4 separate regions of the Homo sapiens genome follow, and all the other regions are linked to region 2. Evidence: chromatin contacts called from ENCODE Hi-C or POLR2A ChIA-PET data. All regions are on one chromosome and are shown on one strand. Each heading gives the region's core, a stretch centred on a gene start or an enhancer-like site at or near the end of the contact. The rest is flanking DNA. Distances are from core to core; before and after follow the strand shown.

Evidence for each region. Hi-C counts contacts between places; a loop is a spot of excess contacts on that map. ChIA-PET counts read pairs that join two places held with the same protein, here RNA polymerase II (POLR2A). Pooled maps may share reads with other maps.
Region 1: a map with no recorded cell type shows a loop between it and region 2 (2.6-fold over the local background). The contact joins two enhancer-like sites. A Hi-C loop is called at or near these places in 8 of 168 maps with a recorded cell type or tissue (A673, B cell, CD4-positive, alpha-beta T cell and 4 more), 6 of 37 single-sample maps with no recorded cell type and 13 of 50 pooled maps. POLR2A ChIA-PET finds 5 or more read pairs at or near these places in 5 of 52 experiments (B cell, CD4-positive, alpha-beta T cell, T-cell and 2 more).
Region 3: a loop to region 2 is called in a pooled map, with 18 times the contacts of the local background. The contact joins two enhancer-like sites. A Hi-C loop is called at or near these places in 1 of 168 maps with a recorded cell type or tissue (CD8-positive, alpha-beta T cell), 4 of 37 single-sample maps with no recorded cell type and 2 of 50 pooled maps.
Region 4: a map with no recorded cell type shows a loop between it and region 2 (12-fold over the local background). The contact joins two enhancer-like sites. A Hi-C loop is called at or near these places in 1 of 37 single-sample maps with no recorded cell type and 2 of 50 pooled maps. POLR2A ChIA-PET finds 5 or more read pairs at or near these places in 3 of 52 experiments (SK-N-SH, activated B cell and activated T-cell).

What each region holds. Positions count from the first base shown.
Region 1 is chr14:91,979,089-91,981,856 of GRCh38, forward strand. The region is part of intron 16 of TRIP11 (thyroid hormone receptor interactor 11); the gene reads right to left. Among named protein-coding and RNA genes, the nearest start is that of FBLN5, 33 kb to the left of the region's middle. Within about 2 kb of position 1,288, at least 2 of the 41 ENCODE cell types and tissues checked have a DNase peak (open chromatin) inside an H3K27ac peak, as active enhancers do.
Region 2 is chr14:91,494,155-91,496,854 of GRCh38, forward strand. All of the region lies in intron 1 of PPP4R3A (protein phosphatase 4 regulatory subunit 3A), which reads right to left. Among named protein-coding and RNA genes, the nearest start is that of PPP4R3A, 15 kb to the right of the region's middle. RefSeq lists enhancers at 705-854, 1,336-1,545. Within about 2 kb of position 1,362, at least 5 of the 41 ENCODE cell types and tissues checked have a DNase peak (open chromatin) inside an H3K27ac peak, as active enhancers do.
Region 3 is chr14:91,829,650-91,832,349 of GRCh38, forward strand. The region is part of intron 1 of TC2N (tandem C2 domains, nuclear); the gene reads right to left. Among named protein-coding and RNA genes, the nearest start is that of TC2N, 37 kb to the right of the region's middle. RefSeq lists a silencer at 1-103. Within about 2 kb of position 1,307, at least 7 of the 41 ENCODE cell types and tissues checked have a DNase peak (open chromatin) inside an H3K27ac peak, as active enhancers do.
Region 4 is chr14:91,227,618-91,230,317 of GRCh38, forward strand. No RefSeq gene overlaps it. Among named protein-coding and RNA genes, the nearest start is that of GPR68, 16 kb to the right of the region's middle. RefSeq lists enhancers at 770-829, 840-1,119, 1,150-1,469, 1,530-1,619, 2,167-2,216. Within about 2 kb of position 1,279, at least 11 of the 41 ENCODE cell types and tissues checked have a DNase peak (open chromatin) inside an H3K27ac peak, as active enhancers do.

The DNA.
Region 1 (2,768 bases), core at 38-2,537, 480 kb after region 2:
TCTACAAGAAATACAAAAATTAGTCGGGTGTGGCGGCATGAACCTGTAATTCCAGCTACTTAGGAGGCTGAGGCGGGAGGATCGCCTGAGCCCAGGAGGCAGATATTGCAGTGACCTCAGATTGTGCCACTGCACTCCGGCCTGGACAACAGAGCGAGACCCTGTCTCCAAAAAAAAAAAAAAAAGAGAGAGAGAGAGAGAAAGTGAAATGACAGACATCTTCAGAGTAAAATTCACAAAGCAGAGCTGAGCCTGATAAAAATTTTAGTAAAATAAAGTAGAAAATTTTAACTTTGCTCTATGAAAAACTGATCAAGAAATCAAACTGCGTAGAAGTCCAAATCAAAAATACTTTCTTGATGAAAACTTACTAAGATTGGTATGGTTTTTATTAAAGTCTCTGTATTCAGAAAGGTAGAGTCAAAACATCCTTAAGGCGAAAATGACAGGGTTAAAATTTCCTAAACTCACTATCAGAACATACAGTTTGTCCCTGAGCTAATGTGATGTGGAATGCAAAGGGCTGTTGCAAACTCAAGCAGTAGTTAGAATGTACTCTGATATTTGAGTCTAGGGGGAAAAACTCAGAATTTAAGGGACGGTGCTAGAAGGATGGTATTAACTATGAGGGGTTTGGAAAGGAAAAGAAAGTCAAACACCTACTACAAAGGTCCCTACAGATGCCTCTTTTTCTTCAAGCACCCTTATTTTCCTCCCATCAGAGATTCTGAATATTTCTCTACAAAAACTGAACCCTAATTCAAACCACAATTTGAAATCAGAACTGTATTTATATGGGCAGGGAAAATATGGTTATTCAGAAATGAGTTTTAAGCCAAATAAAATATTTCTGTGAAATAATCTCACATGCCAAAATAATTTTTTGGAAGTTAAAAAAAAAAAAAGGTGGAGGGGGGAACTTTAAAAGTTCAGCAATAAAGCAACTGAGATTTAGTCTAGTTTGGAGAAAGAGTTACTCTACATCTGTGACATAGTAAAACTTGCCATATCAGAGTCTCTTCTCTGGAACACCTAGACATGGTGCCATGGTCTTCAACATTTGGTTTAAAATAAAAATTGAACATAAAATGTAATTGATTGCAACAAATTGGCACATCATAATTTTACATTTCATTTGTAATTAATGACAGTACACTACAATGCTGCCTTCAGAGAACATCTTAAAATGAATCATACTACATCTTAAAATGAATCATACTGCTTACAAAGTCATTTGGATATTTCATGAGTAAGCTCCTGTAGGCAAGATCCAAGTCAGATTTACTGAACAGTCACCTGACTGAGAAAAAAAAGGAACACAGAACTTGAGAGTCAGAAGTGGATATGAATCATGGTCCTATCACCAGGGCCAGACTTTGTTGCCTATTTTGTAAAATGAACATGCTTATCTCAAAGAATTTGATAGAATCAACTGAATGATCAAATGTGACTTTTCTAAATAGTAAAGTGCTACATAAAGCATTAGTACTTATCATCCAATTTCTTAAAATAACTAAAAAGTTCATATTTCAATCTAGCCTGAATCAGTATCACATATATTACTCTGTTTAATGTTAATATTTTGTGAGGTTTTCCCCCCTCCATTTTGCATGTTTGTCATCTTTGAGGCCAAGGAGTCAACAGAAGGAAGAAAAAAATGTTAGAAAGATGATTTCACATACATATATATATGTCAATAAATAAATTGCATCTGGTGTCTTATCTGCATCTGGATACCTTAAAACTAAATTTAAATCTGATACAATATTAAACCTAATAAGGAAATTTAACCTCTTCATTTAATTAAATATAATCAAAGCAAAAGCTAGAAATTAGATCTTTTTTATTACAGAATTTCAAGTTATACAAGATCACTTTTAACATCAAATTTTATATGTATATTATATATATATATATATATATATTTTTTTTTTTTTTTTTTTTTTTTGAGACAGAGTCTTACTCTGTCACCCAGACTGGAGTACAGTGGCGCCCCAGCTCACTGCAACCTCCACCTCCCAGGTTCAAGCAATTCTCCTGCCTCGGTCTCGCGAGTAGCTGGGATAACAAGCGCCTGCCACCACGCCTGGCTAATTTTTGTATTTTTAGTAGAGACGGGGTTTCTCCATGTTGGCCAGGCTGGTCTTGAACTCCTGACCTCAAGTGATCCACCCACCTCAGCCTCCCAAAGTGCTGGGATTACGAGTGTGAACCACCGCACCCGGCCCAAATAATATATTTTTAAAAGATATTATACTATTTGCAATTTGAGGTTAAGCTTTACAAGCATCTGTTTTGTCTTTTTTGTTGTTGTTTTTTTAGACAGAGTCTCGCTCTGTCACCCAGGCTGTAGTGCAGTGGCACACCCTCTGCTCACTGCAACCTCTGCCTCCCAAGGTTCAAGCGTTTCTTGCACCTCAGCCTGCTGAGTAGCTGGGATCACAGGCATGTGCCACCACACCTGGCCAATTTTTTTGTATTTTTAGTAGAGACAGGCTTTCACCATGTTGGCCAAGCTGGTCTCCAACTCCTGACCTCAAGTGATCCATCTGCCTCAGCCTCCCAAAGTGCTGGGATTACAGGCATGGGCCACCGTGCCCAGCCCTGCTTTGTCTTTTAACTCAATTATTTTCAACTGTATCCAACACAGAATTTGAAGGTCTAGAGTATATGGTAAATGTTTTGTTGTCCCATAATCATAATTGTTCACTGCTGAGTGAAAAGTATCTTTTAAAATTCTAGGCCAGGCCCAGTTGCTCATGCCTCTT
Region 2 (2,700 bases), core at 112-2,611:
ATTACAAAAGTAAAATAGAGTGAAAGAATTGCATTACTTTAACAAATTATATTTCAGAAGATGCAAGATCTCTAATGGCATAGGACCCAACTAGGAAACGCTTCTCTAAAAGTTAAAACTGCACAAAAGTACAACCTATATAAAAGAAAAAATTGGGCATCACAATTAAAAATTTGTTTGTGCTGCAAACAATACCATCAAGTAAAAAGAAAGCCCACAGAATGAGAGAAAAGATTTGGAAAGCATATATCTGGTAAAGGACTTGTATCCGGAATATATAAAGGACTCTTACAACTCAATATTAAAATGTGGGCAATGAATTTGAATAGAAATTTATCCAAAACGGATATACAAAAAACTAGTAAGCATATGAGAAGATGCTCAGCATTAGTCATTAAGGAAATGCAAATCAAACCCACAAATAAGGGCCAGGCACGGTGGCTCACGCCTATAATACCAGCACTTTGGGAGGCTGAGGCAGGTGGATCACTTGAGGTCAGGAGTTCGAGACCAGCCTGGCCAAAATGGTGAAACCCCATCTCTACTAAAGACACACAAAAAATTAGCTGGGCATCGTTGTGCATGTCTTTAAACCCAGCTACTCAGGAGGCTGAGGCAGGAGAATCACTTTAACCTGGGAGGTGGAGGTTGCAGTGAGCCAGGATTGCACCACTGCACCCCAGCCTGGACGACAGAGACTCTGTCTCAAATGAAAACAAAAACCAAAACCACAAATGAGATACCATTTAGTACCCACTAGAATGTCTACAATCAAAGACAAGACAATAACAAGCGGTGACAAGGCTGTAGAGAAATGGGAAGCTTCATACATTGCTTCTGGGAATATAAAATGAGGCATCAATTTTGGAAAAGTTTGGCAGTTCCTTCAAAAGTTAAGCAGTTACCTTGCAATTTCCCTTCTCGGTATATATCCAAGAGAAATGAATACATGCCCAGACAAAAACTTGTACATTTATATTCACAGCAAGGTTATTTACAACAGCAAAAAATGAACAGATAAATTCAATGTGGCATATACTCAGCTACACAGAGTAATGAAAACCTAACACATTACAATATGTATAAACCTTGAAAACATATGAAATTAAAGAAGCCCATCATAAAATACCACATGTCCAGATACATAATGTGTGTGTGTGTGTGTGTGTGTATGTTTTTTTTTAGACAGTCTCTCTGTCGCCCAGGCTGGAGTGCAGTGGCGTGATCTGAGCTCACTGCAGCCTCTGCCTCCTGGGTTCAAGCAATTCTCCTGCCTCAGCCACCTGAGTAGCTGGGACTACAGGCACATTCCCAGTCCAGATAGGTAAATTTAGAGACAGAAAATAGATTAGTGGTTGTTTAGGGCTGGGAGGAAGTGAAAGTGGGTAGTGATTGCTAATGGGCACATGATTTTTTTCAGAGGAGACAAAATGTTCTAAAATTAGATTGTGGTGATGGTTGCAAACCTGTGATTATACTAAAAAACAATGAATTGTACATTTTGAATTGGTGAATTATATAGTATGTAAATACTGTTAAAAAAAAAACAAAAAACAGGTGGAGTGCAGCCTAGGCAATATAGTGAGACCTTGTCTCTATAAAAAAATTTTAAAAATTAGCCAAGTGTGGCAGCGCACGCCTGTAGTCCTAGCTGCTCAGGAGGCAGAGGTGGGAGGATTGCCTAAGCCTTGGAAATGCAGGTTGCAGTGAGCCAAGATCATGCCACTGCACTCCAGCCTAGGCAACAGAGCAAGACCCAGTCTCAAAAAAACAAAACAAAACACACACACACACACAAAAAGGTAAACTGTAAAGTATAAATATTCATACAATGGATACCACGAACAATGTTAATATATGAATCAAAGAGTAAACACAACAGATATTTTACAAACCTGAGTAAAAGACAGCTGAGACAAAGGTATAAACCATAGAATTCAATTTACACAAAGCTCACAAAGTGGCAAAATTAACCTATCATTAGGCTAGCAGTTTTCTCTGGGTAGGATAGTGACTGGGGAGGAACCTGAAGTAGGCTTCCAGAGTAGTGGTTATGTTGTTTTTTCAATGGTGTGCTGGTTATTTTTTGAAAATTCATCAAATTGAATACTTATGATTTGTGTACCTTTTTGATGTATTATACTGCAATTCAAAAGTTTTTTTAAGTTTAAGAAGTCAGAAACACATAGCACAGGGGATTGAGGTTGTTATTCAAGTTGTGCTTTCAAGAAACACACGCCTGATTTTTACAGTCACTAAAACAAAAAACACGGCAGTGCAGTGGTATGACATTGTCAGCCACCTAATCCCTAATAGCAATTATTTCTCAAGTACCAGTCTCTTTTACATTTTCTTCAAAACTCTCTTAGTAGTGTTTACAGGATCAGGATAATAAGAAAGAGGGAAAAAAAGGTTTGACGTACTCCCTTCCAAAGTTCTGGCTAAAACAGGACACACTAGAAGCTTCTAGTGTTGGGAAATGTTTTTCTGGTCTATTCAGGATATTAGAGGGAAGTATCCCCTGAAACTCTCTTTTCAGCCATATCACAGTTTTGGTCTAGGAAGTCCAGCTCTCATCCCCAATACCATATTCCCAAAGAGATAAGTAGGCTATAGAGGCTAGAACACCGGAAAGTCTTTCAACTTGAGGGCTCAGTAAGACAATAAATAAAAGACACAATACTAGGTTTATTCCTAGTC
Region 3 (2,700 bases), core at 57-2,556, 340 kb after region 2:
CTGGTTTTTCAAGCTTTTGTAGGTTTATTTCGAGGTTCTATCATTCTGCCAATTCTTGCTCAGGATGTCCTACTTCCTTGTACAGCTGGTTATCTTTGACAATGAATTATTCATTGACCATGAAACTGTACTGGTAGAACTTTTTAAGCTAAAAATGAAAGTATACTCCAGAGAATATCTGCATTTGTTTACCAGACCATTTTCAATTCATGCGTTGACAAATAACCCAATTCTAAAATGGACAAAAGAATTAGACATTCCTGCAAAGAAGACAGACAAATGGCCAATAAACACATTAAGAAGCGCTCAATGCCACTGATCATTAGGAAAATGCAAATCAAAACCATAATGAGATACCACTTCACACACACTAATCAAAAAGACAGACAAAAAATAAGTGTTGGTGTGGCTGTAGAGAAACTGGAACCCTCATAAATTGCTTATGAGAATGTAAAATGGTGCAGCTGTTTTGGAAAACACTTTGGCAATTCCTCAAACACTTCACACAGAGCTACCATATGACCCAGGAATTCTAATCCTAAGTAAATATACCTATGAGCATAGAAAACATATTTCCACACAAAAACATTTTACACAGATGTTCACAGCAGCAGTATTCATGATGGCCAAAAAGTAGAAACAAATCCAAATGTCCATCAATTGATGAATGAGAAAACAAAATGTGGTATACAGCCATATGATGGAATACTATTCAACCATAAAAACAAATGAAGTACTGATTCACACTACAACACAGATAAATCTTGAAAACATTATGCTAAGAAAGAAGTGAGACATAAAAGACCACATATTGTGTGATTCCATTTACATGAAATGGCCAGAATAGGCAAATCCACAGAAATGGAAAACAGATTAGTGGTTGCCAGTGACTGAGAAGGAAGAGGCAAATGGGGAATGGCTGCTAATGGGTACAAGGTTTTTTTAGGAGGGTGACAAGAGTGTTCTAGAATTATATAGTGATAGTTGCACAGCTAAATGAATATACAAAAAAAAACCCCACTGAATTGTACATTTTAAAGGGGTGAATTTTATGGTATGTTAGTATCTCAAAAAAGAAATGATTTTTTAAATTTACATCTTGAAATATTTTTGACCACCAAGGTAATATAAAACTTCTCCCCATGGTCTGTTTGGTGGTCACAACTTCCCAAGGACAGGATTTTTTTCCTTTCTTGTTTTACCTGGCATCAAGACAACTTTCCTTGCACTCCCTTCAAGGAGGTAGAGTGAGTTTTTCGCCCTTCTCGTGACATCACAGCCCTTTGTGGTCCCAGAATTAGCCTCTTAGCCTACATTGAATGAGCCCTGGGCTGACTTCCAACTATCCTTGGTGACATGCAAATATACCAAGTGCCTATTCAAATGCATCAAGTTTCCCCTGTTTAGCAAATGCTCTCAAGGCAAGTAAGACTTAAAGGCTCCTTTAGTCTCTCATACGTTTAGCTTTCTCTTAGATTTTGGCATGTTAATTCCTATCTTTTGAATTGTTTTTTTAAATACAGCATTCTTAGCTGTTCTCAGCTAAGGTTGTCCAATACCTCACAACTTACACTGTTCCCAAAATGCAAATCCTATATTTATTTTTCAAGTTAAAATTAATTCTAGTAAGTTAGGAAAGGATTTGCAGCCTGATATAGTCTACATTAGAGTAGCTTCAGTATTATTTATGACTTCAGGTGATTACAGTAGATATTTAAGAATTAAATAACACATTTTATTACTTTTTAAAAAGAAAAAAATTAAACATTAATTTGAGGAGCAGTCTAATTTAAAAGAAGCATGGGTGGATAACTTGTTCTCTCAAGTATCAAGGTTCTTTAAACAGCTAAAGTAAATAAGACTGTGGTAAGATACATAAACAGATCTGTTTTAGAAAGAGTAGCTTGGAAACGACCACACATGTATGGAAACTTGATCTATGATACTTGTAGATCACTGAAATGAAAAACAGAATATTCAGTTCTATAATGCTGGGAAAAACTGATTAGCCATATGGGAAAAAAAGAAACTGGACCCCCACTTCACACCATACAAAAATCAGTTCTACATGGATTAAGGACACAAATATGAAAGGCAACTTTTTAAATAGATTTTCTTTTTTAGAGTAGTTTTAGAATCACAGTAAAATTGAGAAGGTACAGAGATTTCCCATATACCCCCCTGCTTTTAGTAGAAAATATCAGACTATATTTTTATAATCTCAGGGAAGGTAAAGATTTGTTAAACAAGATGCCAAAAGCACAAACCATAAAACAAAAAGTTGACAGAGTCAACTATATTCAACTATATATAAAACGTGTTAATCAAAAGACACTATAAAGAAAGTAAAAGACAGGCTGCTCACTTGGAGAAAAAGAAATGTGCCACGTGCATAACTGACAAGGGATTCACATCCAGAATATATAAAGAGCTTCTATTACAGAAATCCATTTTTAGACCGAGTGCAATGGCTCATGCCTGTTAATCCCAGCACTTTGGGAGACTGAGGCAGGTGGATCACCTGAGGTCAGGAGTTCGAGACCAGCCTGGCCAACATGGTAAAAACCCGTCTCTACTAAAAATACAAAAAATTAGCCAGGCATGGCGGCATGCACCTATAATCCCAGCTACTCAGGAGGCTGAGACAGGAGAATCGCTTGAACCCGGGAGGCAGAAGTTGCAGTGAGCCAGGATCATGCC
Region 4 (2,700 bases), core at 29-2,528, 270 kb before region 2:
CTTGGACAACATAGTGAAATCCCATCTCTACAAAAAAAGTTTTTAAAATTTGCCAGGCATGGTGGTATGCTCCGGTAGTCCCAGCTACTCATGGGGCTAAGGTGGGAGGATCACTGGAGCCTGGGAGTTCGAGGCTGCAGTGAGCTGTGATCACACCACTGCACTCCAGCATGGGTGACAGAGCAAGAGCTAGTCTCAAAAAAGGAAAAAAAGAAAATGGTAAAATGTGCAAATGTGGAATATATATTTACAAAGTTCTTGGGTTTTACAGAAGATTTACTCCTACCACCACCAAAATATTTATACCTTTGAAATGCTTTTTTTTCCAAACAGCATTTTGTTTACTAAGGCAAAAGAACAGCATTTTGTTTACTAAGGCAAAAGGTCCTTTGAAGAGCCTAACATTTATCACCATTGCTGCCCCTCACCTCACCCCTAACACTATTCCACCTCCTCTCTGTCTGCTCCCCTGCACCCCCTGAGCCCAGACCCTTTAACCTCTTGCATAGGAGGGCAGCCTCACCCTGTGGGTGGGTCAGGCCTCTCCAGTGCTCAGGCGGCTCAGAGTCCTCCTGAACAACTCCAGTCACTTGCCCTTATCTCTTTCACAAGCTCCCACTGCACAGTGCCCAACAACATTAGAAACTGAGTCACTGACCGTGTCCCATTACACTCTTACAATATCCTGTGCTGGTTGCACTGCTGAGTGACGGCTGACTCACCCAGATCAGGGGAGTCCAGCTTCGCAGCCATGGCCCCAAATGTTTGTTGAACCTGCTTAATTTTCATTCATTTCCTTAAACAGGTCTAGTTTCATTCTTTAAGGAGCAACAGTTGTGAGAATAGAACACAGAGGGTAGAAATGAACCCCGCATTGTACACACAGCAGTTAAGCGTGAGGATGTAGCACAGTGGTTCTGGGACTGACTTCAGTTCTCCCTATGCAGGGGCATGATGCAGCCCTGGGCGGAAGTTGCTGGGGCTGGGGCTCTCCAGGTCTCCCTTTGTCATTCTAGGGGAGTTCCCACAGGCAGGGGCTGTGCTCAGTGCTGGTGCGGCAGCAGGGCTGACACCTCCAGCATCCTGAGAACTCAGCCACATGGGGATCTGCGGCATCTCACGGCTCAGTGAAGCCACCTCAGCTCTGCAGCCTCCCTGACCACATGTCCTCCAATTAGGATTTTTGTCCCTGATTTGGGACTGCAGAGTTCCATGTAGCGAGGGCCTCTGATTGAGATTGTACCCCGACGTTTCTGCAATCTTGATGGCTAGAAGAGAGAAGCCCTCACCATGGTAAAGCTGCCAGCACGCTTCTGACTCATGTTTTGGGGGAAGACACAAATGGGTCTTTGGTTTTGCAGTAGTAACAGCAGGGTTCTCTTCTGGCATGGAGGAGTCTGAGGCATAACCATGTAATGGGTTGTCTTCACTGTGGGCAGAAATTCATGGGGAGAGGATTTCAGTTGTTTGGTAAAGAGGCTGACACCAGGTTGAGCCCAGAGAAAGCTGAGAATAAGGGTCCTAGACTCAGTGACACATCCAAACCCCTGACCCCGCTACAGGGAGAGGCAGGCCTGTGGTCCAACATCAGGGGCTCTGATGCAAGGGAGAAGACCCCTTAGCAGGGCCCAGCCCAAGGACCACAGGAGCTCTGCATTCCAGGATCCAGTTTTGATGCTTGTCCATTCCACTGTAGGATTCCTGCTCAGACCTTTAGTAGTTTTGCTCAGCTTTCCTCTTTTATCCTAGCCTTGACTGTGCTTTGAGGAAGCACCTGTATCCATGGGGTGGCCATGGTGAGTGTGGCTGCAGCCTGCAGAAGCTAGTTACAGGGAGATAGGAGATGACATGCAGGGAATGATGGGGTGATTTAAGGCGAGATATGGGCCTGGTGCCAACCAGAATGGATTTGTGGGACATAGGAGCATCACTGGGCATTTCCAAGAACATTGAGGGGAGGTAATCCTGGTGAACAGTGCATAGGATGCTCCATGGATAACAAGGGCAGGCTGGAGACCTTGGCACCTTGAGGGGAGAATGAGCCACACAGACCCTGCAGGAGATGGATCAAAGACAAGTGAGCCAGCTAAGCAGGTCAGGGCTCCTTAGTCCCCTGGAGGTCCTCTGGCCCCTCCGTCACTCAGCAGGGAAAGGCATTCCTCTGAGGTTGTTCCTTGCCCCTCATTGCACGGGCTTTGCTGACCACCAGCCCCGACTTGGTCCAGCCCACTGCATTCTGCTACATCCTGCCCACTCCCTGTGGCTTCCACTGGCTGCACGATGAGGTCTAACTCAGATTCGAAAAACCACTTCCTCTAGGCAAGGTGGAGAGGAGGATGTGGCTTACCAGCAATTCACATAAACTCAATGTGTGTCAGCAATAAGATTTCTCACCAGAAGTAAAGAAGCAGAGAGGAAAATGGGCCTGTTCTCCATGGGGCAGGTCAGACAGACTTGCTCTCACTTCACATTCCAGGCATCGCATTTGAAGAAGTGGATTTTGTTTAGAGGAAGGTACAGAGGGGTGGGTGCTTAAAACCTCTTAAGTTTAGGGCTGGATGTGGTGGCTTATGCCTGTAATCCTGGGGAGGCCAAGGCAGGTGGATCACTTGAGGCCAGGAGTTTGAGACCAGCCTGGCCAACATGGTGAAACCCTCTTCTCTACTAAAAATACGAAAATTAGCTGGCTGTGGTGGCACA